2 separate regions of the Homo sapiens genome follow, and region 2 is linked to region 1. Evidence: chromatin loops called from intact Hi-C (ENCODE). Cell type or tissue: PC-3. All regions are shown on one strand. Each heading gives the region's core, and the rest is flanking DNA. Links, peaks and the distances in the headings are about the cores only. Region 1 overlaps TRABD2B (TraB domain containing 2B). Region 2 overlaps TRABD2B (TraB domain containing 2B).

Region 1 (12,324 bases), core at 2,809-10,808:
TTTGTGTTCCTGTGCTTAAAAGTGCATGAATTAATTTTGTAATCAAGAGCATCCTGCAAACAAAGCAACAGGACAAGAACAAAAGGCCCGGTTGGATGTCAAGGCCCAACCTAAAGGCCGCCTACCCTGGAAGCCTTCCTCACCCAGGGAAAGGCCTGAGGAGCTCGGTCCTGAACATCTGCTCTATCCTTGTATTCAGCATGCATGTCCTCAAGCTCCTCTGTCCTCGGGGCCACCGTGCCTGTGCCCAGCCAGATCTGTGGGCATCAGGATCACTGTGGGCATCAGGATCACTGACAAAATGTCAGATGCCCAGATCTCGCCCTCTGGGATCAGAGGCTCTGTATTTTTAACAGGATCCCTGCACACTTCCTAAGCAGTCTGACCGTCTCTGGCATTTGAGGATCGTGGCTCTAATGGAACACAACCTGCTCATTTTAGATGGGGACACTGAGGCCCAGGGAAGGGAAGGGAAGGGAGGGACCTGCTCAATTCACATAGCTAGGCCTGGAGCTAGTTTTAGGAGACAGAGTATCCCAGACTCCTTTGTTCAACAGAAGGGAGGAGGCTGATCATTATTTGGGCTATTTAACACAGATAAAGAGAAAAACTTGGTCCCTGTACAGAAAGTCAGGAGGCTGTCTCAGGGAACTGGTCCCTGCTGTTAGCCCAGCCTAGCCCTCAGTCTTTAGGCCCTGCTCATTCTGTCTGCACAATGCCTTGGACACCAAGTTCCCAGCCTTGTCACCCACCTCAATTCAGGCCCCAGCATTTCTCGTTGAGTCCCCTGCACCAGTCCCGCCCATCTCCGGGCACACCCCCTCCCTTCTCTTCTATACCATAGTTATCTGTCATGGTCCTCTTTTAAATGCACAAATCTGATGATTTCTCTCTCTCTCTTTTGCTCAAAACGTTCACAGGTCCCTCCCACCTGCAGGCTAAAGGGCTAGCTCTTGAGTAGAGCCTCCAAGGCAGTAACCTGGACCCTGCTATGGTCAATAACCTCATTTCTTACATGGCTTTCATGCCTCCAAATACTAAAATACTCAGCATTCCTTCAAGCAAAAAAAAAAAAATCTTCTGCCTTTGTGCCTCTGTAAATGCTGTTCCATAGGGAAATCCGGCTCCCTCGTCTCCACTTGCAAACTCAGACTTAGCTGTCCAGACTCTCCTCGGCTGTCTCCTCCAGGAAGCTTCTCTGACCACCTGGGGACTGGGTTAGGCCCCTCACTGGGGGTCCCACAGCCTCCATGGGTGGCAGACTGATAGATTAATGGCCCTAAACCTTAGCCCCTCCCTGTATTCATGCCCTTTTCCATGGAACTTTGTAGCTCCTTTCCAGTCTGACCCTGGACATCCTTCAGCCAAGGGGATGCTAGTAACCATTATAAATTCAGGCCTGAAAAGTAGTTACGTGCTGCTGATGCTGCTGCTGCTGTCTGCACCTCTGCCACTGCCCTGAGAACAATCCAGGCTAGACTGCTGGATGATGAGAGACATGTGGCGCAGAGCCGTCCAGCGAAGGCCATCCTCCACCAAGAATAGCCAACAGCCTGCCAATCCCCATACATGCAAACTAGCCCAGCCAAGATCAGCAGAGACTATTCACAATTGTCCCCAGATGCATGAGTGGAAAACTCTTATTGTTATTGTTACACAGCATAGTTGTGGTGATAGATACACCATGCTTCCTTCCACTACGGAGTGAACATTATATTGTATTTGCTGTTTAGCTACCAGCCTCCCACATTAGGCTATGAGCTCCTTCAAGACAGGAATTGTGTCGTGTTCATTTTTGAATTTGCAGCACTCAGCACTGTGCCTGGTGAAGATAAAGTGTCACTTCATTGTTTCTTTATTTCTTTGACACTGCTATGGTCACTTCATAGTTCAAGGCTGCTCATTGAGTCCTTAAATCTAGCCCCTACAACTTCTGCACTCTGCATTTTGAGGCATGCCACCACCTTGTGGCAGAAGGTCCCACCAAGTGGCAGCAGTCACTTGGTTCAAGAACACATAATCTGACCAGAAAAGCTCATAAAATAGGTGTGCACAGCCAGGCCAAAGTACTAACATAGGCAACAGGGCCAAGCGTGTGCTCATGAGATCACCTCCCTCCCCTCTCATTTTGTTCATGGCTGGGCAGGAGCGCTAGATTGCACTGGATGCAGCCCAGGCTGCTCCACCTAATGAGCTGGCTGGAGATGAGGTCAGCCCCCACCACCCCCTACCCAAAACTCCACCTCTGGGCCTTCTCCAGGCCTCTAGGCTCTGGCCGCCACCATTGAAATCTGATATGTAGCCATCTGGTGCAGGGTGTCGATGGCAGCATGGTGGCTGGGGATGGATCACAGGAGGCAGTGGCCCTGTTGCTGTGGGCATTGCTAAGGCAACAGGCACTTCCTCCCACACGGCACATGCCTCGGATGAAAGTGTCCATGTCGAGTTGATCCGCTCTCCTTCCCTGGGGGCCTGGGACACAGGCTTCCCGTGACTACACTCGGCCACTGCACACACCTGCTCCCTTGTTTCTCGGCGTCGGCTTGGCCAAGACACCACCTGACCTGTGGTGAGGTCATCGGCCCAGGCACCCAGAAGAGCTGACTGGAGGAGAAATGTCTCCCCAGGACCTTGCTCGACTCACAGAGTTGCTTCTGCAATCATGCAACCATCACAGAGCTGGAAGGTGTTCCAGTGAATTTAGTATGTTATAATCTGTGGGGTGCTAAAAACAGTCCTGGCATGTAGTAAGTGCTGGATAAGTGTTTGTTAAATAAAACTGAGAGGAAAATAGACCTAAAGCTTCCCAGATTGGAGCTGGAAGAGCCCTGGAGGTCATCTGGTCCAGAGGCTTTTCAGGCCTTTTAAAGCCATGTTCTTGCTGTTGTTTTCCAAAGGAATCTTACTTAGAACTCAAAATATGGAGAAGGTAAAAATGGAAACTTCCCTGGTTGATGTAAGGGAGGCAGGCGGGCGCCTGAAGTCTCACTAGCTCAATGTCTCCCTGCAGCAGGGACTTCTGCACCAAGGCCCTTCTGTGGAACCCACAGGTACCCTGGAGCCTAGTTTGAGAACCACTGATCTCATCCTGTGGCCTCCTCATATTAAAGAGGAGAGGAGGCTAGGGTCCAGAGCAGGCAGGATGGGGCTTGCCTAAGGCCACACAATGAGCTGTGGGCAGAGTGGACTCAACCCCAACTCTTAACTCCTGGTCCAGAACTCTGCAGTGCCCTGGACCACATGGCTGGATTTCCAGATGTCCACAGGCACAGCCCACATTCATCCACACACACTGCCACACCCATTTTTTTTTTTTTTAGAGCCTTGTGAAATAGCCAGGGAATATTTATTGTTAGTCTGTTACTAATAAGTCTGTTATTAATAGTCTATTACAAATATATAAAACAGAGGCCAGACCATTTATGAGGCCTTCCCATGTGTCACAGCAGGAGTGTGGTGGGGCCAGGACTGAAACCCAAGCCTATCATCCTGATTCTCCCTACCTCGGTGGGGTTTGGTGTCTCCCAAAGACCCCTGTCCTTCTTTTTCCTTAGACACTTATCTCACTGAATTGTCCCTGTTCTCTGCCTCTCTGTTTCCTGCTGAATCCCAATGTCTCCATTAGCAGACATTCAGGAAGCACTGCAAGAAGAGGTATGCTGATCCAGAATCATGCGCACTTTCCCTTACACCTCCTGCCCCGTACCATCATTTTGCAATTTATAAAGAAGTCTTCATCCATTCATTACCAGGATTACGATGTTTATTGAGCACTTACTATGTGTCAGGAACTTTCTAAACTCATGTTCATTTATTTAATCTTTACAGCAACTCTGAGGTAACTCTATTATTAGCTCCATTTAATTAAAAAAAAAAAACTGCAGCAAAGAGACATCAAATACCTTGCCAAAGGTGACAAAGCTGGAGAGGGATGGATCAGGCATTTGGGCCAGGCCTGGAATGTATCCTCCTAGTTAACCACTGTCCTGTAGGCCCTCCCTCTGCTCTCCCTGGAAGAGAGCCAAGAGGGATGTTGTCCGTAGTCAAAGATGGGAAACCAAAGAAGCAGAAGGGAGTGATGGGCACAAGGCCACACAGCTGGTAAAAGACAGGGCTGGGGTTTGAAATTACGTCTGGCACCGGACCAGGTTCTCACAACCAGGACTTCAGCGCGGTATGTGCTCCTTCACCAGCATCCTTGGTGCTTCCAACAGACAGAGGGAAGCTACATCCATTCATTCACAAACATTTACTTTCAGCTCCTCTCTGCAGGGATTTGAGATTAGTAGATTAATTGGACTTGGCTTCCATCTGTGCAGAGCTCATTTTAGAGGCAGATGTGCCAACTGGCCAGCACAGCAAGGGTGGTAAGTACACAGGCTTTATAATGAAGCGCCTGGCCCTGACTCCTGCCTCTCTTTCACTCACCCTGAATTCCCAAGCCTGGTGCTGCTCAGACTCGAGATGTCTTCTGCTCCTGGCCACCTTAGAATAACAAACCTTCTTTGTACATAGCCTCGGTGGCCCACTCTAGGATAATGTTTATGATAAGGCTTTGACATGGAATAACAAACATCGGGTGAAGGCTAGAGCTGCCTCTCTCACCCTGGATGGCTGTGTGGAGGCCCAGCCACCAGGAGCTCCAGAGCATCCTCTGTGGACTCCCCTCACCAACGCTGGCTGGACATGAAATGGCTTGTGGCATCTGCTGAATGTAGGCCCAGAATTTAAACACGTCTTCAAACGAGGAACTAGGAAGGAGTGAGGCAGGCGCCAGGAGGGTGGGAACAGGTTTATTGTTCCAGAGTAGTCCTGTAAACAGTCCTAGATGGGCTGGAATGGTAGACTTGAAGGCCTATGTTCACTTGATGGCCCAGCAATGGCACTGAGAAGGCAGCAGGACCCCCTTAGTCAAGAAGAGGGTTTAGAGTCAGGGTCCCTTGGGACAAGCCTGGCTCTCAGCTTGCAAGTCTGCTCACCCAACTCAAAGCCCAAGGGAATCACTGCAAAGGCCCCAATCCACTCAGCCATTCTTCCTGAGCACCAGGCATTGTTCTAGGTGCTGGGGAGTTAGCCAGGGACAAAACAGACTTTAAAAATCCCTGCCCTTACAGAGCTCACCTGCTAGAGGGGTAAAGTGAGAATACATAAATTATTAGTAAAAATACTAATATGCAGCATGTTGGACACACAACAATGGCTTCATTAAACTGGAAGTGAAGACTGCCACCCAGCCACATGGATTCCTCACACCTCTGAGTCAACAGGCAAAGAAGGGGTTACTATGCTGCCTGGAATGATTGATCCTGACTACCAAGGGGGAAATTAGATTGCCACCCCAGTGGAGGTGAGGAAGAGTGTTTCTGGAATGCAGGAGACCTTTTAGGGCATCTCTTAGTATTACCATACCCTGAGATTAAAGTCAATGGAAAACCACAACAACCCAATCCAGACAGGACTACTAATGGCCCAGACCATTCAACAATGAAGGCTTGGGTCATGCCGCCAGGTTAAGAACCATGAGCAGTTGAGGTTGTTGTTGAAAGCAAAGAGAATACAGAATGGGTAGTAGAAGAAGGTAGTCAGCAATACCAGCTATGATAACGTGACCAGTGACAGAGATGAGAACTGTAATTGTGATGAGAGTTCCTCCCTCTTTTGTTATTCATATTTGTGTGTGTGTGTGTCTGTGTGTGTGTTTCTATCTCAAATATCTTTGCTTTCTTCCCTCTCATCCCTTTATCATATAACATAAGATATATTGACTTATAGTATTTAGGTATTGTTAGCTTTACATCATATATTTAAGGTACAGGATATCAAGAAAAGTAAATGTCACCCAAAGACTTTGCATCCTCTTCTGGGGAAAGAAACAGAGCATTTTTGGTGTATGCAGGATAGCAGCATCATGTTAGGTGGAACTATGGCCATGTTATTGTCAGTATTTGGAGATTCAGTATGGTTGAAGATGTGTATGGGAGCCCAACTGAGAAGGGGTGAACTTGTGATGGTTAATTTTATGTGTCAACTTGGTTAGGCCACGCTATCCAGATATTTGGTCAAACTTTTTTTAGATGCTTCTGTGAAGGTACTTTTTAGATGAGACTCATATTTAAATCAGTAGGCTTTGAGATGCAGATTACCCTCCATAACGTAGGTGGGCTTCATCCGCTCAGTTGAAGGCCTTACTAGAAAAAATCTGACCCTGTCAAAGAACAAGGAATTCTACCAGCAGACTGCTTTTGGACTTGAACTGCAGCATCAACTCTTCCCTGGATTTCCAGCCCGCTGGCCTGCCCTGCAAATTTTAGACTTACCCACCAATGTCACCAACACTACGTGTGTGTGTGTGTGTGTGTATAAAATGTATATACCTATATATATATTTACAGAGATACATACACACATACATATATTCTATTGGTTCTGTTTTTCTGGAGAACTAATACAGAATATGTTATAGAAAAAAATAAAGCAGTAAATTGGATGGGGAGTGATGAAGGAAGGGGAACCAGCAGGTGCAAAGGCCCTGTACATATGTGAGGAGAAGCAGAGGCCAGCGTGGCTGAAGCTGAGCCAACAAGGAAGACAGTGATGGGAGACAAAGTTAGGGTTAATGAGCAAGCCCCCAATTACATGGAGCATTGTAAAGATGCTAGGAAACCATCTCACACCATAATTCTTTCAGATAAGGACTATTTCCATATGACAAACAAGGAAACTGAGCCCTTGAGGAGGGTAAAGTCACTTGCATAAGGTCCCACATTGAAGAACTAACGAGTTAGGATTCAAACTCAGGTCCAGCTGGCAGGTCTGGGTTCTTTCTGCTGTCCCTGGTCCTGGCCCACCAAGCCACCTCCACCCAACCAGCTGGTAGGAAGTACAGACAAGAAGAGACAAGTAGGGGCCAGTCTTTGAGGCCCAGGTTCTAAGCTGTCAGCTGGGAAGGAGAGGGGGTGTTAGAACTTTAGCTGTGGTGCACTGTCAGAGCTGCCATATGAGAATAAGAAAGAGGTCACCCTTGCTAAGGTAACCTCACCTGGTTCACGGCCTCCCCAGTCTGCTTTCACTGCCCAGGCTGACGAAACCTTGCTCCCTGCCCAGGATCCCCTCCTCTGCACGTCCTCTGTCTGGAAACCTCTCTCCATCTACCAGCTGACACTCCCCTTTGCACCTGGCTGTAGAGGCTCCTTCCCTCAGGAGAACTCTGAGCCATGGACTGCAAGGGTCCCCTGCTAAGTGCCCCCAAAGCACCTGACACTTCCCAGGCCAGGTACTCCCCATTTTATTACTAACACTCGTCCTTCCCGCTTGAGGATGAATGCTCTGAGGTCAGGCAAATCCTCTGTCTTCATCTTGACTATGTTCCCAGAGTGCAGTGCCCAATACACACATAGCAGCTGCTTGAGGAATGCTTGTAGGATGAATAAGTGAATGGAAAGCCAAGTGAGTCGCCCGTCACAGGACCCCCACCCTGAGCAGCTCCCTGCCAGAAGCCAGTACCTCCCATGGTGCAGAGCTGGGAGGAGCTGCGCCTGCTAGACCCTGGGCCCAAATCATCTCTCAGCACTGGGTAGGGGTGGAGGACAGCTCACTTCACAGGAAGCCTTCTCTGGCCTGGGGGACATTTCTTCAAAGGTTAGAGCTGCCAGGCTCTGGCTGAGATTTATTTATTTATTCTCCTTGCCCCATCGGCAGCACCAAAGCCATGCCGACTACCTCCCTGCTTCCTGTTCAGTATTCCGAGTCTCCTAGGCCTCCAGCACTGAATCCTGTCTCCGGACACTGGGCTACTGAGCAGCAGGCATCCAAATAAACACAAGATTTCCTGGAGCTGTGGACTGGCTCTGGGCTGGGAGCAGGGACCAGGGATCTAGTCACCACTGGACTCTTCACTACGAACCTCTGGGTGAATTATTTTCCTTCCCTGGGTCTTGGTTTACTCACCTTTGAAAAGAACTAATTTACACATTCATTGAACAAATATTTATTGAGCACTTATGTAGCAGATGCTGTTCCAGGCCCTGGAGGTATAGGAGTGAACACTGCAAATAAAGATCCCCACCCTAAAGGAGCTTTCATTCCAGTAGGAGAAAGCTGACCATAAAGAAACAAGAAGTAAACCATCCAGTATGTTGGAGAGTGATAGTTGCTATGGAGAAAATAAGGCAAAGAGGAATATAGGGTGTGTGTGTGTGTGTGCGCGCGCGCGCGCGCACGTGTGTGTGTTGGGAGTTGATATTTTATTATTATTATTTTAAATTTTTTTAGAGTTGGGGCCCTGCTCTGTTGTCGAGGCTGGAGTGCAGTGGTGCGATCTCTGCTTGCTGCAGCCTGAGCCTCCTGGACTCAAGTGATCCTCCTGCCTTAGCCTCCCAATAAACTAGGACAACAAGTTCGTGCCATCACCCCCTGCCCCCCCGCCACCCATTTTAGATAAGATGTCCAGGTAAGGTTGCAATGAGAGGTGACATTTGAGAAAAGGTCTGAAGGAGATGAGGGAGGGAGCCACGTGGGTATCTGAGAGAAGAGGGAACAGGCCCTGAGGCAGAGCAGGCCTGATAGGTTTGCAGCCAATGTGGCTGGAGATGCATGAGCAAGGGGGAGTGAGGCGACGGACCTGTGTTAGGCAGGGACCCAACAGCAACCAGGTGGCACACTGCCAGTGAGATGAGTTCCAAAGAAGTAATTTCAGCTGAAAGAGTGACTGAAGAGCAGTGATTGTCAGAATATTCACGAAGGTGTGGGCAGGCCATAGTGAGGCAGCAGGGAGTAGCTGCAGGGGGAAGCTTACCTGTCTCTAAACCTTTAGGGGAAGAGAGGGAGCAGGGATCTGGACCTGGCACAGCCACAGGCTTGAAAGGGAGCACAACTATGGCTGAGCATGGCCTGGACCACGGCAACGCCAGGGAAGGAGGAGAAGGGTGGGCGGAGGTAAGAAATATTCAACTCCCTTTCCCTTCTGCCTGCCCATCTCCTGCCAGGGAGGACAAGGCGGGAGCCTAGGTGATGCTGCGTCAGCTCATGCACAGGGTGGGGCAGGGAGAGCAGAAAGTGGATCTGGAGAGGAAAGTGGAGAATTTCCAGCACAAGGGAGAGAGGTCATAGTGAGGTGGGTGGTGGGCAGGGCCTGTAGAGCCCTGTGGTCTTTGAAGGCCTGTGGCTTCCTGCTGAGATGTGAAGTCACGGGGAGTCTGGGCAGAAGAACGTGGGGGGAGCTGTGTTGATAATGGAATCTAGGGAGGCAGGGGTGAAGCAGAGAGGTCCAACTGAAGATGAAGGCAGCTCTGCCCTCCTCCCTTCCCCTCACCACCCCCCCATCGCCCACCCAGTGCCCAGCCACAACCCAAGAAGCATGGACTTGGCCTCTAGTACAGCTGTCGCCTGCCCCGTGGACTTGGTGGTGCTGCCCACACCTCCATCTGCCCTGCAGTGGGCTGGCTGAGCTCTCAGTGCTTTCCTGGGCGGGCATCGGGAAGCCTGACTCACCCTAGCTTTCTTTCCTTCTTTTCTCTGAATGCTTAGTTTCTCCACCCAAAGACCACCCTTAAAGATCCTAGTGTTCCTCCTCTGTCCTTCAAGTCATGCCAGGAAATGCTCATAAATCCGGAGCCACCCACATGATGAGATTAGCATTCTGCTGGGTGGGTAGGGAGGCTGATGGTTGGGACTGGCTGGGGCTGGCCCAGAGGCTTGGGGTCTCCAGGAAAGGAGTTTATGTGGGGTCTGCCCTGTTGGAGGGCAAAGGGATCCCTTCGATTTTAGCTTTCAGTACAGCTAAGTCCAAGGGCGCTCAGAGATGCATATTCTGGTGCTGTGGGCTCTGACCCAGACCAGCTGTGAGACCCACTCTCTGGGCCACAGGGTTCCTCTGAAACAGGAGGGTGTGGGAGTACCTCCTAGCTCTGGAAGACCTATTCCAGGAGCCCAACATTTCAGAACATTACACCTACCATCCCATGATTTCAACAGTCTATGTTTCCAAATACTTTACATGTGGAGGCTCATTTATTTTTCTTCAGAGCCCTGTGAGGACAGCATTATTGAAAACCCAAGGCTCAGAGCAGTAAGTGGCATCCCTTGTTCCCCAGTGATGGGGCTCCATACCCAGGGCCTCCACTCTGCCCAGGCTTAATGCATCGAGCTCTCTCTGCTTCTGCTGTGAATCTTCTATTTCTATTCTTCAGTAACTACCTTTGATTTCATAAACCGAACACACTCTGTCCATTGAGGAAAATAATAAAACATACTGGAAAGTCCCAGAGAATCACCTACACCAACTTATCCTCAGTTATAAAGCTTTGAGCAACTTCAAGGTGATGGAGGAGATGACGGAAGGCACGGGTAATTATAATGTGGTAAGTTAATAATAAAACACAGAGGTTGGGGGCCTCAGAGGGGTTTCTGACCCAGCCTGGGAGTCGGTGAGGGAATCACAGGCTTCAGCTGGGCTGCAAAGATGAGTAGCGTTGAGAAGGAAAGTGTTCACCGCAGGCTGTGCATGGTGGCTCACATCTGTAATCCCAGCACTTTGCGGGGCTGAGGCAGGAGGATGGCCAGAAGTTTGAGACAGGCCTGGGAAACACAGGGAGACCCCATCTCTAAAAACAACAACAAAGAGCCAGATATGCTGTCACGTGCCTGTAGTCCCAGCTACGCAGCAGGCTAAGGTGAGAGGATTGCCTGAGGCCAGGAGTTCAAGGCTGCAGTGAGCTATGATCTTACCACTATACTGCAGCCTGGGCAACAGAGTGAGATTCTGTCTCAAAAGAAAAAACAAAGAAAGAAAGAAAAAGAAAGTGTTAACTGCAGAATGATATAGAGGAGCATGGTGTGTTTAAAGACGAGCCAGCAGTCAGGGCTGGAAGACATTCAGTAGTGGAGGGTCTTCAATCTCATGCCATGGACCATGCACTCAACCCAAGCAGCATACATGACCCTCTCTACCTGATCTTCAGACAGTAGACAAGTCACCTGTGGAGGCTGGAATGGATGAGAAATCAGAGATGAGCTGACTGAGGCCCATGGAGGGATAATGGTCTACACGGGAGGCGATCAGTCAGCGGTAGCCGTGGTTACCATTATCACTGTTATTGTTATTAAGCAGCTGCTTCCATTGGTTCGAGGCATGTCATTTTTATTTTCCCTGCTGTCTCAGACCTGCCCTGCTGACACAGCTGCCTAAACTTCAAAAGGCAAGTCTCCATTTTCATTTGCAAAATCAGTATGAAATTCCTAGAGGGCCCCTCTAATTCCTCTGGTCTGACCACATAGCAATTACCAATTTGCAGAGGAGGGAGGGGGTCTCACAGGCCCTCCAGCAGTATGGGGACCTCTGCTCTTCCTTAGTCCTGGGCAGTAGCCAAGGAGGACCGGATTGGAGGGGGCACCTCCAGGTGGCCAGGGATGGAAGGAGAGGAGTTGAGTCTGGGAGTGCTCAATACTGATGAGAGAAATTGTAACATGCCTCTCTGTTTGTCTGCTAAGCCACCGGTTACCAAGCCTTCAGAGACAAACAGCAGCTGAAAGGGCAGAGATCTGACCCAGTTTTAAACCTAGGACCTGCTACATGCAGGCTGTGTGAAGTTCTTATTCTGGCTCTTTGGGGCAGACTCTTCTCTTCTCTTTGCTGCGTCTCAGCTTACCCATCTGCCAAGTGGGGTGTATATTTGTCCTGCCTGCTTGAGACTAGCATTCTAAAAACCTTGTAAAGCAATATTGCCCTTCCTTAGGACACATACCCACACCCACACACACACTTTAAGAAATTTCTGTTCCCTAAGCACCGGGGTGGGTCCCAGTTGCAGGAGGTGTTCTGAAGAGAGGCTGGAATTCTGCATATGTGGATGAGATTTCCGTTCTCTCTTCAGTCTTCAGTATGGACTAGTGCTAGGCTCTGTGCTGGGTGCCAAGGCCATGGGACCAAATCAGTACCCTGTCCATCCTTGACAAGCTCAAAGGCAGGGTGGAGCAAGGGAGGAAGTTCCAGGAAGACTTGCGACAAGATCAAGTAACATTCATTAAGGCTGGGGCTAAGGGATGGACAAGGTGCTGTGAGAGTCCAGCAAATGTGGGGGACCACAAACAGGATTCCCAAAGGAGGTGGCTCTGGCTCTGCAGCAATCCCCTGTGGGGACACACATTTGCCACACAGAAGGGAAAGAAAAGGAATTCCAGGCAGTGTCAACAGCCCATGCAGAGGAATGGGGGCTGCGGTGAAGCTGGCATGTTCAGGGCCGTGTCAGTGACGGCAGGGGCTGGAGTGCAGCCTGTGGCTGGTGGAGGTGGACATGGGATAGACCCAGAGCAGGGAGTCGAGGTGGA
Region 2 (12,324 bases), core at 2,486-10,485, 87 kb after region 1:
GAGCTGTGAAGCTACTGAATGATGGGGGCTTGTTGTCACAACAGTTAGCATCACCCACCCTAGGTCAGGTGCCTGTGGCCCGCGCTCCCCAGCCCCTGTACTTCTGGGTTGTACTTGGCGCCCTTGCTTACACTGCACTCTCTGGAGTAATTTGTATGATGTCTGTCTGTCTCAGGAGACAGTGTTCTCCCTGAGGGTAGAGACCGTCTCTCTTCTTCACCACTGAAAATGTGGGCCTAACACAGCCCAGTGCACAGAAAGAACCCAATGAACAGCTACCAGATGACTGATGGACCAGGTGATGGTGAATCCTTCTGAGATCCACAACACACCTTAGCCTCATGGAAGCTGCCCAGAATGGGAGGTCAGGATCGCTGGCTTGGATCCCAGCTCTGCCCCACCATGCAGAAGCCGAATGTCCTTGGTCATTTCACACCACTTCTCTAAGCCTCAGCTTTCTTATTTGTCAATTGAAACAATTTCTCACCTCTCAGGGTTTGGGGGGAAATAAAGGACAGAGAGCCTGTGCAATTGCCAAGCACGGTATGTGGCTTGTCATGTCACATTGTTCATGTGTTCATGTCACATTGATGACAGATACCTGAATCTTATTGCCAGATGTGGGGATAAGACCTTGGAAGTGACTCAAGCCACTGTTGACTCTGCCAATAGCAAACTGTGAGGGCAGTGAGGCATATGTCACCAGAAGATTGTAAAAATAAGACCCATACAGGGTTATCTATTAGGTCAAAGATGCATAGCTGCTGAGAGTTGGTGACCAAAGGATTCAGTGGAAGGATTACTCTCCAGGTATCTAGAATCCTGGACTGGGGCATTTCTACTCAACCTCCAGTCCTTGGCCCCTGAGGCATGAGATCTAGAGCCAGGCAGTACCCTGCCACTGCCCAGCTGGGCAACCACAGGCACAACCTTTACCCTCTCTGAGTCTCTCGTTCTCCATGTTATAAACGAGGAAGACAATACTTAATGTCTTGAGGCGCAGTGTAGATTACATGGGTCAGAATTTGTAAATGTGCTTAGGACAGTGTCTCATCTAGAGGAAGCCAAAGTAAATTATTAGCTCCCTTTGTTCACTGAGCTTTTTGCTACCTGGATGGAATGAAGTTGCTGAATATCTCTGGCTGAGTCTCCTTTTTCTCATCTGGCACAGGTTACCCTGCCTGCCTCACCCACCTGCTGTGACAGTCAAAGCAAGCATGGATGTCACTCTGCTTTGTACACTGCAGAGTATGCTACACAGGTAGGTTGTTAATAATAGCTACAACTATTAGTACTAGTAATAATAATATCAGTAGCTGTGGTTGGAAATGGTAGAAGTAACTACAACAGACTTGGGTAACAGGATCGGGGTCAGGTGGTAATAGCAGCAGTGGCTGTGATGGATGTAATAGCAGTGAGGGTGGCCAATGCCTAACACTGCCCCAGTTAGTAGCAATGGCCATGACCAGCGTGGTCATGGAGGTGGCAGGTACAGTAACAGTAGCAGCAGTGATAGGCTGGTGGCAGAAGAGGTGACAGAGGTAGTCATTGTGCTCAAGCCTTGCTGGCCTCCTTTCTGTTACCAGGCCCATGGAGCCTGCTGCTTGGGGAGATGCTGCAACTTCCTGGGCATCAGTGTTCTACAGGGTGACCAGGCAGTGAAAGAGCATTTCTTCAGCTTCCTACTGCTGGGGGGGCCCAGGTGTCCACAGGTGACTGAGCACTGACAGGTGGGCCAAAGGATCCACAGACCTGATGCTGCAGGCCTCTCATCTGCCAAATGCCTTCTCACATGGTCACCCCTAGGAGCCTTTGAGAATCTCCTGAGCAAAGTTAGGTGTTTTTTCCTCCATTGTCCCTTTAACGTTCATTCAACAAATATTCACTGGAGCCTACTGTAGGCCCTGAAGAAGAAGAATATAATTCCCAACTTCAAAAAGGCAACAGCTTCGAAAGAAATCCTCTGTGCATCTTCATTACAGCAGGTAGGTTGCTGTATTAAGGACGTTTATGGGGCTGTCCTTGGCACTAGTGCCGGTTCCCATCCCTATCTTGTTTGGTATGGAGTCTGGAGGTGCACAACAGCACTCGCTGGATCCCATTCATCTAAGAGATATTTTTGGAGTAGTTACCCAAGGAGAGACATAGGGAACAGTGGCTGAGTTCCAATCCCGGCTCACTATAACCTTGGACAAGTTGCTTAATCTCTGCCTCAGTTTGTTATAAGGATTAACTGAATTATTATTACAAGTAAACTGTTTAGAATAGTGCTTAGTGTACATAATAATGCTATAGAAGTATTAGCTGTGAAAATGTGCCAAGGATCATACTAGGCACTGTTCACATAGCAATGAGTCAAACAAAGTTCCAGCTGTCATAGAGCTTACATTTTAGCAGGGGAACAGATGAGAAACACACAAATATACACGCCATGTAGGAAAAGGTGCTATGAGCAATAAAGCAGGGCGCAGAGACAGAGAGTAAGCGGGGCTACTATGCAGGCAGGGGAGGCTTCTCTGGGCAGGTGATACTTGAACACAGGTTTGGATGAAATGAAGTATATATGAGCCACGGGACTACCTTGGGTAAAAAGGGTTCCAGGCAGAGGCAAGAATATGTTTTGTGTGTTCAATAAGAGCCAGGCACGGTGGTTCATGCCTGTAACCCCAGCACTTTGGGAGGCTGAGGCAGGAAGGCTGCTTGATCCCAGGAGTTCGAGACTAGCCTGAGCAACATAGTGAGACCCCATCTTTACAAAAAATAATTTTTAAAAATTAGCTGGGTGTAGTGGTGCACGCTTGTAGTCCCAGCAACTTGGGAGACAGAGATGGAAAGACTGCTTGAGCATGGGAGGTTGAGGCTACAGTGCACTGAGATCATGCCACTGCACTCCAGTCTGGGCTACGGAGCAAGACCCAATTTCAAACAAAACAAAACAAAACAAAACAACAACAACAAGAAAAAACAAAAATGAAAGAAAAAAAAAAGAAAGAGCAAGGGACTAGTATGGCTGAAGTGGAGTAATGGTGTCAGTGGTCCAAGATGAGGTCAGTGAGGTAGCTGGGGTCAGATTATGCAGAGGCTCTTAGGCCACATTAGGATTTAGCTTTTGCTAGGAGTAAAACAGAAAGCCAGTGGAGGGTTTTCAGAATTAATGTTTTGAAGGATGGCTCCAGGCTCTGTGAGAAGCACAGCCTCCTGGAGTGGGAGAAGGCAACAGAAGGGAGACCTGTTACAGGCAGCTTATTACACGCAATTGTGGTGGTGGCTGAGGCCATGGTGCTGAACAGGAAGGGTGGGGAGAAGTAGTGGAATCCTGCTGTCTGTAGGATGTAGACATGACAGAAACTGCTGACAGACTGGATGGAGGTTAAGAAAGAAAGAGAACAGTCAAGGATGACTCTAAGACTTTTGGCCTGAACAACTGGCAGAATGGAACTGCCATGTGCTGAATTGAAGAAGTCTGGTAAGAATCAGGACTGGGAACCCATGAGGGGGAGAATCAACTATTGGTTAAAAGTTGTTAAGCTAGAGATGTGTATTTGCCACCCAAGTGGAGATTCTATATCACATCTGGATATATGAATCCAGAGAGTTTGTACGAAGAGAGAATTTGGGCTGCAGATTGAAATGATGGTCTCCTCGGTACAAAGTAAGAATGGATAAGTACAGAAAGAAGAGGACTGAGGACTGAGCCCTGGGACCCTCCAGAGTTTAGAGGTCAGAGAGGTGAGAAAGAAGCAGCAAGGAGACTAACAGAGGCTACTGAGGTAGGATGAGTGAAGGACATATTTCAAGAAGGGGCATGTGCTGATGGGTTGAGAAAGATAAGGACTGAAAATGACCCTAGGATTCTTCTATGTGAATGAATGGTGAGGAGGTGATAACAGCTGAAGAATGTATCACACACTGGAGGAAATGGAAGCCATCATCGGAATTCAGGTTGACCATGTGGCTCTGGGAAGGCCAGCACCATGAAACAGCAGGTACAAATCCAGTCTCCAGTTTTAGAGCCTTGGGAAGTGCAGTCTGACATGCAAAGCTTTTAAAATTTTACGAGGGCATCCAGAGGAATAGGAAGAGGAAAAAAGGTAAGCTGGTGGGGAGTGATTTATACACATTACAGAAGTACATAAATGGTGCTGAGGGCTTCCAGCACCCTGCAGAAGCCATTGTGAGGTCAGTGGTGAGACAGGTCTATGTCCAGACGCAGTGTCATCTGGCCAGATGGCCCCTCAGCTGGTGGGTGTGTTTCATCTCCCCTGGGTTACCAGGAGAAGTGGATAAAGTTAGTGACTTATTTATTGTTTTCTGTTTCACATTTCAATTCAGTTGATTATATATAGTTTTCAAATATCTAAAAAAAAAAACAAAAACAAAAACTGATTTGCTTCCTAAAAGTGTCCTCCTCATCCCAACTCCTGGTGTTCTATGGGACAGAGTGCATTCACAGAACCTCTGGGGGGCCAGGCAGAGGGAGTGGCCAGTATGTGGAAAGAACATCCTTTGAGATCAGACTTAAGTAGAAACCCTCACTCCATCACATACCATCTGGGGGATGTTGAACAAATAAGAGCCTCCCTGAATTCTACTCGGGTTTCCTGGGTGTTGCCTTTTTAGGAAAGCCCTACTTTTACCTGCCCTTAGCCCAGGCTGGTGTAGGTTCTCTTTACAGCCATGCTCTTAGCGCACCTTGCCTCACATTTCAATGCTTGAGAGCTTGTTGACACTTGGCTATGAGCTTTTAGAGGGGAGCCCTTGTGTTTGATTTGACAATGAGTACACTGCACAGGGAAGTTGCCAAACATGCTGTTGTTGATTAAATGCACAGTCGCTACCTTCCTAGCGTTGTTCCAGGGACTAAAAGAGAAGAGTTATGAAAAAGTTCCCTGCCCACAAATCAACAGAGGGCTCAGGCATGTCTGCAAACTGCCTAGATTCATCAGAGGGGCAGGCTCTTGGACTCTGCGGGGGCCCAACTTCTCGGGCTGCTTCAGGATCCTGGCTTTGGTGATGGAATCACCAAAAAGCGATTTGTGAGACAATGCTCTTCCAGGCCTGGCATTATCCCGAAACCCCCAAATAACCTGCTGTGGATCCTCCCTCTGATTGTTGATTGTGCTCCTCCTTGAACTTACTTATATTGTCAGCCTATATTCATTCATTTATATTCTTTCTTTACTTCAGTAATTCAAATACTATTATTGAGGGCTCGGCGCATGGGGAGGCACTGTTCTGTATGCTGGGGATACAGTGATACACAGTGTGGGTGGGGGTGTTGCGGATGCAGCCTACAATAATACTTAGGACTCTGCCATTGAGAGCCAAGCCGCCTTGGTTCACATCCTGGCTCTGACACTTAGTACTGTGACCTTGGGCAAGCTACTGAACTTTTCTGTGCTTCAATTTCCGTATCTCTGTAATGGAGATATAATGGTACTTGGTTACTGAGTTTGGGAGGATTAAATAAATTCATCACATAAAGTGCTTTGAACAGTGCTTGACACATGGCAGGCACTCAGTAAGTTCTTGTTATTCTTATAGCAGTGAACACAGAAAAGTCACTAGCCTCACAGGGATTACATTCCAGTGGGGAGACACACAACAAGCACCTTGACAAGGAGCTACCTAATACCAAGTGCCACGAAGAACAGCAGAGTGAGAAGATGGAACAGAATGGGACCAGGGTGTGCTATGTGAGATATGGCAGTCAGGAAGGCTTCTCTGAGGAGGTGATATTTCAGCAGGGCACTGAATGCATTTCGGACCACATGGGACCAAGTCATTGTGTCAATTAGCACCCCACCAGCAGTATGTGTGAGTGCTGGTAGTGAAGGAGGACACTTCCAGTAGCAGAATGAACAAGCCAAGAGTGAAGAATAGGGACAGGGAAGTGAACATGACGTACCACTCCTTCCACAAAGAATCTGGGGCACCGTGACACATGCTCTGCAACATGTGCTGAGGACACAGACATGACTCAGATGGCACTCCTGCCCTCAGGGGAGTGGCCAGACGTGGCCACAGACAACCAGAATACTGGGTAGGAAGAGCTCAGGAGGAAGAGCTCTGCCAGTACAAGGGCAGGAGCCTCCTGCCTCCTCCTCCACCACCCCAGTCCTGGCTCAGCTTCCTGCATAACAAGGGATCTAAAAACGCATCTCAAAGGGTTGGGAGATATTCAAACAGCCCTCAGGACAAAATCATATCCTGCGGCCCCTGCCTCACCCCAAGGATATAGATTTGACACTCAACAAAGGAATTCCCCAGGAGACGGCCACAGGGAGGAAGACCTGAGTTTCATAGCCTGAGCCTACACTGGACACAGAGGATGAGCGGAGGGGACGTGGATAGTCTCTTGCAGCCCACTCGCCCCACCCCCCAGCCAGGAAGCCCAGCCCAACACCCGCTTCTCACTGAAGTTACCATAAAGCACAGCCTGTATCTGATCACTCTGTGTGAGCACTGAGCGAGCTGTGGGTTGCTCTGCTGAGCGGAGGGAAGCATGTACACTTCCAAGTTCAACAACCTTGATGCCTGGCAGTGGGTGCCCTGGGACTGCCCAGCCTGGACCCCACTGCCCCCCTCCCACCACAGTTAAAGAAAGGCTCCTTGTTGAGGAGAGGAGCTGGTCAGGTTGCCCTCAGGTCTCGCTTCCCCAAGGACCAGGTGTTTTACTCGGCAGCAAACCAGAGCTGTCCTGGAACCAACCCTGTTCAGACTTTGTCACCCTGTCCATCACCCTGGCTTGGCTGCAGGGCCCAAGGTGGCAGGAGACAGAGTTCACTCCTCATTTATTTTCAACATCCACTCTAGGGAGGTTGGATTAAAAGTCTCCTGGAATGACAGTGCCAGAAAGCCCTTGGGTGATCCTCTGGGCTGAAAGGGGCCCATAGGGCAGAGATTTCCTCAGGTCGCACTGCTGAGGAGGGAGGGGCAGAGATGGTGCTGGCACAGATCCCATGCCCACCCCACTCCCAGGCCTGCCTCCTCGTACTAGTGTTTGCTTTCCCCCAGGCCTGCGCATATTCTCCATCACTGGGACTTGTCCCACCAGTGAAGGGGGGAAGGTTCCTGTGTGCCTTGGCCCCAGTGGCAGGACTCATTCCAGCAATGGCTGCCGGGGGCATGGTGCCCAGCACTGGGCTTCACAGGCACACATTGTGATCTCCAGCCCCTAAACCACAGGCTGTCCCTGCATCTGTCAAGTGCGATCTCTCCTGGCCCCTGCTGGCCCCTCCAAACAAGCTATCTTTATGAAATGCAATGACTGCCCTCCATATATTAAAATAACACCTCCCCAGGAAGGACCTCACGTCAGGGCTGCCGCACAAAGGGACATTCACAGGATGGCAGAGGGAAGCCAGCGGAGGCTTGGCCCAGGGCCTAGAGGGAAGAGAGGATGAGGAGTTTGGGGGTCTCGGGTTACAGAGAGAAGGGTGGGTTAAGGGAGGCAGGGATGGGGCTGTGGAGGCTCAAGGCTAACAAAGAAACTCTGGGTTCAACAGAGTCACGCAGCCCACTCCACACTGATGATGCAGACCCTGGGCCTGGCTATTTCCAGCCTGGGTCCAAATGCCATGGCCTGTACTGCCCAAACCTCCCTCTGGAACCCAAGCAGAGACCCTGGTGGGAAGTGGGGATGGAAAAGGCCTCAGATATTAGGATCTGCTTCCCAAAGATGTTGTAGCGAGAGTGGGCACAGAAGCCCAGTCTGTGCGTCACTAAAATCAGGCAGGCTTGGGGAACTGGGCTTGCCAGGCTATGTGTGATCTGCCCACGAGCTGAGCTCACCCTCTCTGAGGTACCTCTACCTCTCGGCCTGGGGAATACAGTCTAGATTCCGACTGGCCTGGGTTCTGATCCTGGTACTGCCACTTCTTGGGCAAGAAACTCCAACTCCCTTGGCATCAGTTTCCTCATCTGAAAAGTGGGAATCATGACAACTCATCTAAAAGATGTGTTATGAGGATTAAGCAAGATAGTGTCAGTAAAAGTAGTTGCACATAGTAGGCTCTCTCTCCCTCTCTCCCTAACACATATATACTGAGCCCCTAGTATATGTTGAGCACTGTTCTCAGTATGTGGGATATTCAGCATGCAACAGGCCCAAATTCCTGCTCTCCTGGATCTCACAAGGTATTGGATGTGATAGGGTAAGATGGACAGTAAACAAAAAACATAGCAAGTAAATTATGTAACATGTTAGATGACAGGAAGTGTTATGGGAAAGGAGAAAGTGGAGCAGGAACAGGGGACAGGTGCACTAGGCTGAAGTTTTAAATGGAGCAGTCATTGAGAAGGTGACATTTGAATAAAGACACATAAGAGATGAGGGACAGCAAAGACCCTGAGACAGGATCATGCTTGGCATGTCCCAGAAACAGCAAGGAAGACAACGTGGCTGGAGGGGAGGTAGGAGACGATCAGAGAGGAAGCGAGCTGGGGGCAGCTGATCATTTTGGGCCTTGTAGGCTGCTGTACTGCACTTCCTAGGCGGCCATAGAAGGAGTAACCTGCGGAATGGCCCTGATGGATGAGGAGGAGTTCACCGAGCCAAGAAGCAGACAGGCTCAGAGGTGTATCCAGAAAACAGGCTCTTCCACACGGGGAGGACCCTGGAGGGCAGCTGCAAAGATGGAAGATTTTTGATGTGTTTTGGTAAAATGTGAATTGCATCTGAGGAAGAAATAGCTCTTCTTTTAAAAGGCAAGGTAGGGCCACCATATCTCAGATCCTGTATTCATCACCTTTCTTCGTAACTACATACTTGTCCTTATCACAGCTCAATCAGTTTCCTCCCTACCCCTCATTTGCACCACACAGGTGTACACACACACACACATATACAATCTGACCTGCCCCTGCCCAGCTAGAGAGCAGGTACCCAATGGGCCAGACACTGCAGCCGACCTACTCTACCTCTCTGAGCTTCTGTATTCTTAAGCTGGAACTGACCATATCTTTTTTAGAGGGTTGATTATTGGTAAGGATTAAACTAACATGTAAAAATCCCTTGCAAAGGATAGCGTTCTATACAAACAGAAGTGTTAGCTATTTACCTGATACAAGAAAAAAATAACTGGAAGTTACTTTTATCCTATAAGAATTTTCCTTCAGTATCTACACTGTCCCAATTCACTGATAATCACTCCAACAACACAGGTTGTTGGGTGGCACAGAATACTGGCTCAGAACATTTTTGTTAGATGAATGAATGAGCAGATGAAGGAAGGGAAGAATCTAGGCATAAAAGGCATAAAAGCAGGCAGGTAAGCTACTGGTGAGGAATGTGGAGGAGGCAACTTGTCAAGCAGGGGCTACGAAGGCTGGAACCCTGAGCCCTAACAATGGCAAGAAAAACAGTCACAACCTCCCCCATTCCCAGAGGCCTCCGCCCCAATCTTTGAGCCCGGGCTGCTCTGGCTCTCCCTCTGATAAAAGTCACTGCCCTCTCACTTAGGTGCCATTAGGATGCTAATGATGTGTGATTAGACCTGCTCTGAGACTCCCATTTGACTGACCTCAGGATGGCAGAAGTTTGCCTGGAGGCCAGGAAAGAAAAACACACAGAAAAGGAGAGGCCTAGGCTCTGGAGGGAAGCCAGGGAGGCACTGGGTGGGAACAGTCAAGAGCAAGTTAGGGGCTCTGCATCTTCAAGGGGACTTTTTTGAAGCCAGAAAGAACCTTGATGGTCATACGAGCTCTAACTCCCTTATCTACAATTCTGAAATCCAAAACGCTCTGAAGAATGTCTTTGGTAACTTGACCTGAACTTATCCAAGGCTATATATAGCCTTGATCTCTCCCACGTTTTGTGAATATTCATGTTTTGCTGCACAAATGTTAATGTATTTGATTAAGAATGCTGCTCCAGGCCACAATGGGGTGTTAAATGATGTATGGATATATACCATATTTTGCCATCTAACATCCAAAAAATTCTGAATTCTGAATTCTGAAACAAATGTGGCTTCAAGGGTTTTGGAAGAGAGACTGGAGATCTACTCTACTCAGCTGTGGATTTCTTTAAATTGCTTATTCCTCCATTGACTCATTCACTCATTCATTCATTCATTCATTCACGCATTCAGTCTTCACGGCCTTCACCACCTACATGTATCCTTTTGCTGTTGGAGAAGGCCTTACATCCATATTTTTCCTCAGCAAGTGCCCACTGAGTCTTTCTGGATGTGAGACCCTGGCCTGGGCCCATAAGGGCTCATCTTACATATCTTTCTGTCTCTGCATTTGTCCACTGGGCTGTGTCCTCTGTTTCCATCTGACTTCCACTCCAGGTGGGGGTTCTTATGTGCACAGGGCATGATCTTCTGCTTGCCCCACAGATCTTGGCATGCATGTTGGTCTCTGCAAGTGGAGTGCCCTCAACAACCTCCTACAGACATGGAGAAGGCCCAGGCCCTGTTCTCTAAGGTGCTCATGCACACCTGGAGGAGTGGGCCACCCAGAGTGGGACCTAGAGAATCACAGATCAGTAAGGCAAGAAGGACCTGCGAGCGCTTCTGGTTTAGCCCCTTCTGGTGCTTTGGTCCCCTGAAACAAGGCCCTGCAAGGCCACTTGGACACTGCTGTGGCCCACTCCATTACATACAATGCCACCTCTAGAAAACTGCTGTCTGATAAGAGGATATCTGCCTACGTGGCACTCTGCCCATGAATCTTGGGAGCAGTGAGAGATGCAATCATTCAAAGTTGGGGAAACCATGGAAGGCTTTCTGGAGGAGGTACTATTAGAACATTTTGAAGAAGAAAAAGGATTTTGGTAAGTTTTGTGTGTTTGTGCAATAGTGGTGGTGGTGGTGGTGTGTGTGGTGGGTAGATACAGCATTCCAAGGGAAGCCCTTGGAAATGATAATGAGCCCTGGTTGTGGTGGACAGGGCGATGCAGCCCCCAGGTCCCATGTTAATGAAGGACTTGTTGCCCCAGCTGCTGTCAGTGCTGTCAGAGTGCAGCCTTGCACTGTCAGTCTCTTTTGCCCCAGTTGCAGAGCCTCTTTGCTCAAAGTTGGGCCCTTCAATGCACGACCCATATCCAATGAGAGTCAATTCAATGAGGAATAAAGGCAGGTATGCAAAGGCCCAGCCAGCTATTTCAGATCCAAGTTTCCCTGTGGAAAGTGCTTGGGCCTGCATCTCAGCTTGACTTCTCCCTCTGCTCCATTTGTTTTCTCCACCCACCCCCAAGGACCTCCCTAATAAATATACATGGAAACCACCTCAGAGTCGGCTTCCCAGAGAACTCACCTGCCAGACTGAGGGGGTGTGGGGGAGGAGGTCAGAAGAGGGTGCTGTTGGCAGATTGTTGTTGGAGGGACTGTTGGAAGATTGGGCTGGAGAGGCAGGACCTGGCCAGCCCACAATACTCTCTCTCCCCGTTTGGGTTTAGGGTTCCTAAGGCAGGGCCCACTTGCTCTCACACGACTTCAGGAGAGAGTGCTAAAGCCATGAGTTGGCAGGAACCGAGCAAGTGCCACCTGCCAGGCACTCTGTTGGGTACTTAGTGCCTGTTATTTAGTGGGATCTTCACACCGACTTTACCTGTAGGTTGTATAATTATCTTATCCTTAATAGATGAAGGAACTGAACACTGAAGAGTTTCAGTCATTGCCAAGGTCATGCAGCTAGAAAGTGGGAGCACCTAAAAGTGAAGTCTGATGCCAAATACACAAGCCTGTGTATTTCCTCCAAGAGGCCCCCACCCCTCCATAGAGCAAGAGCACTGTTATCTCTGATGGCCAAACCTGTTCAAAATTTCTATGTTTGCTAAATGAACGAAGTAAAAACCTAGTTTCCTTTTCTTGGTGTCAGCTAAGTGCTCCGACTATGGCCGGGGTCGGGGCTCTGTGCCTCACCTGATGCCAAGGCCTAGTTGTGTGTGTGATTTTGGGTTCAGTCTGAGACCACAGGACAGCATTTTTGTCTTGGTAAAATTAACTAACCATGACACTATTGGAGGGCCATCCTGCTCTCTCAATCCAAGCACCATCTTTTAAGAGACAAAGAAAGCAGAAAGGGCTGGGAGTGGGCACCAAGGAGTAAGGAGACGGATTTGAAGGGGTTCTATTCAACCTTTTATCTATCATCAAAACCCTCCATCATTAGGTTAGTTGTGCCCGTCTGTCCCATAACATTTACAGACAATCATAAAAGGGTGGGTAATGACTGCAATTACAACTGAAGGACTGGTTTAATGAATATTAAACAGCTTTGAACATCAAAGTACTGGCTAAAGTGGAAACCTAATATCTCTCCTCTCAGCCCCTGCCGCCCTGCAAAAGGGTAAGGCAGATGGCCTGGCCTTCT

Evidence for each region. Peaks named below come from ENCODE experiments on the same cell type or tissue, not always from the same donor. Only the 100,000 strongest peaks of a DNase experiment are listed, where the experiment ranks them.
Region 2: it touches region 1 in a loop (6-fold over the local background); 2 of 110 quality-filtered maps call a loop at or near these places.

What each region holds. Positions count from the first base shown.
Region 1 is chr1:47,801,953-47,814,276 of GRCh38, forward strand. The region is part of intron 2 of TRABD2B (TraB domain containing 2B); the gene reads right to left. Among named protein-coding and RNA genes, the nearest start is that of LINC01738, 120 kb to the left of the region's middle. In PC-3, for the core only: no CTCF peak of the experiment used is centred there; no DNase peak of the experiment used is centred there; H3K27ac peaks cover 1,493 bases.
Region 2 is chr1:47,888,879-47,901,202 of GRCh38, forward strand. All of the region lies in intron 2 of TRABD2B (TraB domain containing 2B), which reads right to left. Among named protein-coding and RNA genes, the nearest start is that of TRABD2B, 100 kb to the right of the region's middle. RefSeq lists enhancers at 5,737-6,734, 8,202-8,702, 9,205-9,730. In PC-3, for the core only: no CTCF peak of the experiment used is centred there; a DNase peak (open chromatin) is centred at 6,103; H3K27ac peaks cover 2,343 bases.